Regions from separate parts of the Homo sapiens genome. Here region 2 is linked to region 1. A link is an interaction called in ENCODE POLR2A ChIA-PET data of the cell type or tissue named here. Cell type or tissue: HepG2. All regions are shown on one strand. Each heading gives the region's core, and the rest is flanking DNA. Links, peaks and the distances in the headings are about the cores only.

Region 1 (2,912 bases), core at 153-2,652:
GTAAAGACAGGGTTTTGCCACGTTGTCTAAGCTGCTCTCCAACTCCTGGGCTCAAGTGATTCACCTGCCTCGGCCTCCCAAAGTGCTGGGATTACAGGCATGAGCCACCACACCCAAACTATGCTGTATTTTTCAATAAAAATCAGCAAGTATGCAAAGTATGATCCTATTATTTATGGAGATAGGGTCTCACTCTGTCACCCAAGCTGGAGTGCAATGGCACAATCATAGCTCACTGTGGCCTCAAGCAATCCTCCCACCTCAGCCTCACAAGTAGATGGGACTCTGGGTACATGCAATCATGCCCAGTTAATTTTTACATTTTTTTTATAGAGACAGGGTCTCACTATATTGCCCACGCTGGTCTCGAACTCCTGCTCAAGAAATCCTTCCACCTCAGCCTCCCAAAGCGTTGGAATTACACGCAGGAGCCATGGAGCCAGGCTCCAACTTTTTTTTTTTTTAAACATATACTCCATGTTTCAGGGGGAAAAAAAAGGCCAGGCACAGTGGTCCACAACTGTAATCTCAGCACTTTGGGAGGCCGAAGCAGGTGGATCACCTGAGGTCAGGAGTTCAAAACCAGCATGGCCAAAATGACAAAATCCTGTCTCTACAAAAAATACGAAAATTATCAGAGCACGGTGGCAGGCTAATCGCTTGAACCCAGTAGGCGGAGATTGCAGTGAACAGAGATCACACCACTGCACTCTGGCCTGGGTGACAGAATGAAACTCCACCTCAAAAAAAAAAAAAAAAAAAAAAATTAGCCGGGCGCGGTGACTCACGCCTGTAATCCCAGCACTTTGGGAGGCCGAGGCGGGCAGATCACACACGAGGTCAGGAGATCAAGACCATCCTGGCTAACACGGTGAAACCTTGTCTCTACTAAAAATACAAAAAATTAGCCAGGCTTGACAGCACACGCCTGTAGTCCCAGCTACTCGGGAGGCTGAGGCAGGAGAATGGCGTGAACCTGGGAGGCGGAGTTTGCAGTGAGCCGAGATAGCGCCACTGCACTCCAGCCTGGGCAAGAGAGCAAGACTCTGTCTCGAAAAAAAAAAAAAATTAGCTGGGCGTGGTGATGCATGCCTGTAGTCCCAGCTGCTTGGGAAGTTGAGGCACAAGAATCACTTAAGCCAGGGAGGCAGAGGTTACAGTGAGCCAAGGCACCACAGCACTCCAGCCTGGGCGACAGAGAAAGACTGTCTCAAGAAAATAAAAATAAAAGAAGAAGCCAGGTGTGGTGGCTCACGCAAGTAATCCCAGCACTTTGGGAGGCCAAGGCAGGTGGATCACCTGAGGTCAGGAGTTCCAAGACCAATATGGCCAACATGGTGAAATCCCATCTCTACTAAAATTACAAAAATTAGCCAAGTGTGTTGGCAGGCGCCTGTAACCCCAGCTACTCAGGAGGCTGAGGCAGGAGCATCACTTGAACCCGGTGGGCAGAGGTTGCAGTGGGCGAAGATCGTACCACTGCACTCCAACCTGGGTGACAGAGCGAGACTCCATCTGTAAATAAATAAATAAATAAATGAAGAGTATTACCTAGTCTTAAATAAAACACCTACTCTACTCCTTAATGTGAGCCCTATTTCATACTTCAAATCCAAATAGTTAACTGGATTCCAATTCAATTATGCTATGTCCAGCATGAAAATTAGTTATCAAAAAATGGAAACTTATCAAACATTGTTTACAAACGGGTAAAAAAAGGCTGGGCGCCGTGGCTCACCCCTGTAATCCCAGCACTTTGGGAGGCCGAGGCGGGCGGATCACGAGGTTAGGAGATCAAGACCATCTGGCTAACACTGTGAAACCCCGTCTCTAATAAAAATACAAAAAATTAGCCGGGCGTGGCGGCAGGCGCCAGTAGTCCCAGGTACTCGGGAGGCTGAGGCAGGAAAATGGCATGAACCCAGAAGGCGGAGCTTGAAGTGAGCCGAGATTGCACCACTGCACTCCAATTTGGGCAACAGTGAGACTGTCTTCAAAAAAAAAAAAGGGTAGAAAAAAATAAAAATTAAAAAAAAAATTTTTTTTTGAGACGGAGTCTTGCTCCATCCAGGCTGGATGAAGTCCAATGGCACATGGCTCACAGCAACCTCCACCTCCCAGGTTCAAGCAATTCTACCGCCTCAGCCTCTGGAGCAGCTGGGACTACAGGCACGCGCCACCACACCAGGCTCATTTTTGTATTTTTAGTAGAGACGGGGTTTCACCATGTTGGTTAGGTTAGTCTCGAACTCCCGACCTCGTGACCCGCCCGCCTCCGCCTCCCAAAGTGCTGGGATTACAGACATGAGCCACAGTGCCCAGTCACAAAAGAAAATTTTTAAGGAGCATCTTTGAGAAACTTAAAAAATGTCAAGTAAACTCAGCAGGAAATATCAGCATAAGTGGTTTACATTAAAATTGTAAAAACTAATCTGATAAATTTGATTCTTTGAGTTAGTAAAAAAAGGATCCTATTCCTAAATACTTGATAGTTGGGGCAAAATTACTTCAAAATCTACCACAAAGATTACATGGTGATATTCCCTACATGTCCTCCCTCTCTTTGCCTTCCTTCAGGTTGTATCTCCACTCTTTGGAAAAAACGGCTGCTTCTAAAATCTATCAGAGATCTACTAACTTACCAGTCAACACCATGGGTACCATAACACTTAGCTTTTAAGAACGCTCCATTTACTCAAAATAACAACTAAGAGCTCCATTTACTCAAAATAACAACTAAGAATGAACGGGTATTTGCTGACATACAGGTTTCTCACAAGGAAAAATAAAGACAGATGTGCTTAAGGGCAGAGAACTTTACAATCTGTAAATGCCTGCAGACTGCTTCTTTAGAGCAGGCATTAACCCTTGCTAATATACTTAACCACCCCCACCCCCCAACCCCACAAAGT
Region 2 (2,912 bases), core at 314-2,813, 100 kb before region 1:
TTTGATTTCCTATGTCTTTTTTTTTTTTTTTTTTTTTTGAGATGGAGTCTTGCTCTGTCACCCAGGCTGGAGTGCAACGGTGTGATCTCCACTCACTGCAACCTCCTCCGCCTCCCAGGTTCAAGCGATTCTCCCACTTCAGCCTCCCAAGTAGTAGCTGGGACTACAGGCACGCACTACCACATCAGGCTAATTTTTGTATTTTAGTAGAGACAGGGTTTCACCATGTTGCCCAGGCTGGTCTCGAACTCCTGATCTCAGGTGATCTGCCTGCCTCAGCCTCCAAAAGTGCTGGGATTACAGGAGTGAGCCACTGCGCCCAGATTCCTATGTGTTTTTAATGCTCTCAGCCATTTGTGTGCTTTATAAGACAAGATTCCTTGAGACTAGCCTGGGTAACATGATGAAACCCCATCTCTACAAAAAAATTAGCCAGGTATGGTGGCATGTGTCTGCAGTCCCCACTACTCGGGAGGCTGAGGTTGCAGGCAGTTGTGATCACACCACTGCACTTCAGTGGGTGACAGAGCCAGACCCTGTATCAAAATGAAGAAGAGAAGGAGAGGGAGGGAGAAGGGGGGGAGGGGGAGGGGGAGGAGGAAGGGGAGGAGGAAGGGGAGGAGGAAGGGGAGGAGGAAGGGGAGGAGGAAGGGGGGGAGGAGGGGGAGGGGGAGGAGGGGGAGGGGGAGGAGGAGGAGGAGGGGAGGAGGAGGAGGAGGGGAGGAGGAGGAGGATGGGGAGGAGAAGAAGAGGAGAAGGAAGAAGAAGAAAGAGGGAAGGAAGGAAGAAGAAGAAAAAATAAGGTAGGAGGGAGGAGGGTGAGGAGGAGGGGAAAGAGGAGGGGGAGGGAGAGGAGGGAGAGGGAAGAGAGGGAGAGGGAGAGGGGAAAGAAGAAGAAAAGAAAAAGAAGAAAAAAAGGAGGAGGAGGAAGAAGGCCACGACGACAAGATTCCTTAATTCAAATGCAGTTAAGACATCGGATGCATGCAGGCAGATTTAATATGGGAACCACCACAGTGTCGTTTCTTTGGCTCTAGAAAGGCTTCTTCCTAAACTGGAAGCATATCTATACTTTTCTCAGCTGCCTACACCAAGTAAGATGCTGCAAATGTGTGTGTGAGGGTGTATACACCCTAGGAGGGGTTCTTGTGGGGCAAGGGCTTGGATTTACTCATAGGATTATCAAGTTCCAGCACTGTTAATAAAAATTGTTGGCTTAAAAATTTACTCAGAAACCTTGGACATACAGAGTTGTTGAGCTGAAATCCTAAGCTATCATGTCATATTTACAAAATAATGTCAAGTGATAAAAGGAACAAAGAGCCCAGTGTAGTGGCTCACCCTATAATCCCAGCACTTTGGAAGAAGGCCAAGATAGGTGGATTGCGTGAACCCAGCAGTTCAAGATCAGACTGGGCAACATGGTGATACCCCGTCTCTAAACAAAATACAAAAGTCAGCCAGACATGGCAATGCATGTCTGTAGTCCCAGCTCTTTGGGAGGCTAGGGTGGGAGGACTCACTGAGCCCGGGAGGTCAAGGCTGCAGTGTGCTGTGATCGCGCCACTGGACTCTAACCTGGGTGACAAAGCAAGAACCTGTACTCCCCCAAAAAACAAACAATCCACAGAATTGCTCACACTGAATGCTCACATATTAATTTTTAGCATTTCTTATCAATAAAGTATCTTTAATTAAGATATCCACATTGTAACTTTTATATGCACTAGGAAACCAAAAAATTAGCGCAACTTTCTTTATTGCAGTGGTATAAAACAACCTGCAGTATCTCCAAGGTATGCCTGTAGTGTCATCCATATTATTTTAATTTCCTGGGACAGAATGATGTTCAAGTATTACTAGTGTGACATGAAATGTGTATACTTGTTCTTTTTTAAGTTTCTTTCTAAGATTCTCAGGAGATATTGGTACATCTCAACTTAACAGAAAGCAATACAACTGGCAATGACCATCAGATATGCAGTTAGCAAGAATCTAGAAGGGTAAAACTTTAAAACTATATCAAAAATAGATCTGGTTCCTTTATCTATAGTCCAGTATTATTAACAAAAACTAGGTAGAAAATACATAATTTTAACACAAAAATACCTAACAGTGATGAAGAAGCAAATACATTCAAAGCAAATGGGGCAATCAGAGAGAAAGCAGTACATGAAATATTCAGAGATATTTCAGACAATGTAGAAGTACCCAGTACTACAGCCAAAGTGCTCATACTACACGCATGCTTGGTTTTCTCCACAAAGTGTATGAACCTGCAGATCTATCCACACACTCAAGAGCATGGGTGCTAGAGATGCCCACTATAAACAAACTCAATGAACTATAAGGATTCTACTCAAAAGGTTAGTCAATTTGTAAAATAAAATCATATCCAAGAAGCATAATTTAACCAAACATTAATTTCCAAATAAGACGGACATCTTCTGAGAAAAAAACTAAAATACCACTTACCATGATGGTTCCTGGAGCTGACTCTGATGAACTCACAGGGCTTTGGTATGGGATCCTGTTATGCACAGAACTCTGGTCATAAGAGGAAGACATTGCTACTGGACTAGCAGAATTCAGTGATGAGCTTGTCAGACTGCAGGAGGTAATGACGGAAGTTGTATATGTGGAGTTCTGTACTGCACTGGTCATTGATAAAGATGTATTCAAAGGCTCACTGAAAAGAGTCAAAAATATTCAACATAATTTTGTTACTTTAAATAGCTTCATAAAAAAAAAAAAACATAAACAGCTTCACGAGATGCAACTACTGCATCAATTTATTATCCCAAATGAGACCCACCTAATTTAACTGAGAGATAGGGGGACATCTTTAAGAATACTTAGGCTGCGTGCGGTGGCTCACGCCTGTAATCCCAGCACTTTGAGAGGCAGAGGTG

Evidence for each region. Peaks named below come from ENCODE experiments on the same cell type or tissue, not always from the same donor. Only the 100,000 strongest peaks of a DNase experiment are listed, where the experiment ranks them.
Region 2: POLR2A ChIA-PET joins it to region 1 with 8 read pairs; 10 of 35 experiments call an interaction of 5 or more read pairs at or near these places.

The regions. Positions count from the first base shown.
Region 1 is chr9:34,043,348-34,046,259 of GRCh38, forward strand. All of the region lies in intron 1 of UBAP2 (ubiquitin associated protein 2), which reads right to left. Among named protein-coding and RNA genes, the nearest start is that of UBAP2, 4.1 kb to the right of the region's middle. In HepG2, for the core only: no CTCF peak of the experiment used is centred there; no DNase peak of the experiment used is centred there.
Region 2 is chr9:33,939,174-33,942,085 of GRCh38, forward strand. It overlaps UBAP2 (ubiquitin associated protein 2), which reads right to left. Exons shown (of 29, transcript NM_001370062.2): 16 at 2,476-2,689. Among named protein-coding and RNA genes, the nearest start is that of SNORD121B, 6.3 kb to the left of the region's middle. In HepG2, for the core only: no CTCF peak of the experiment used is centred there; a DNase peak (open chromatin) is centred at 1,408.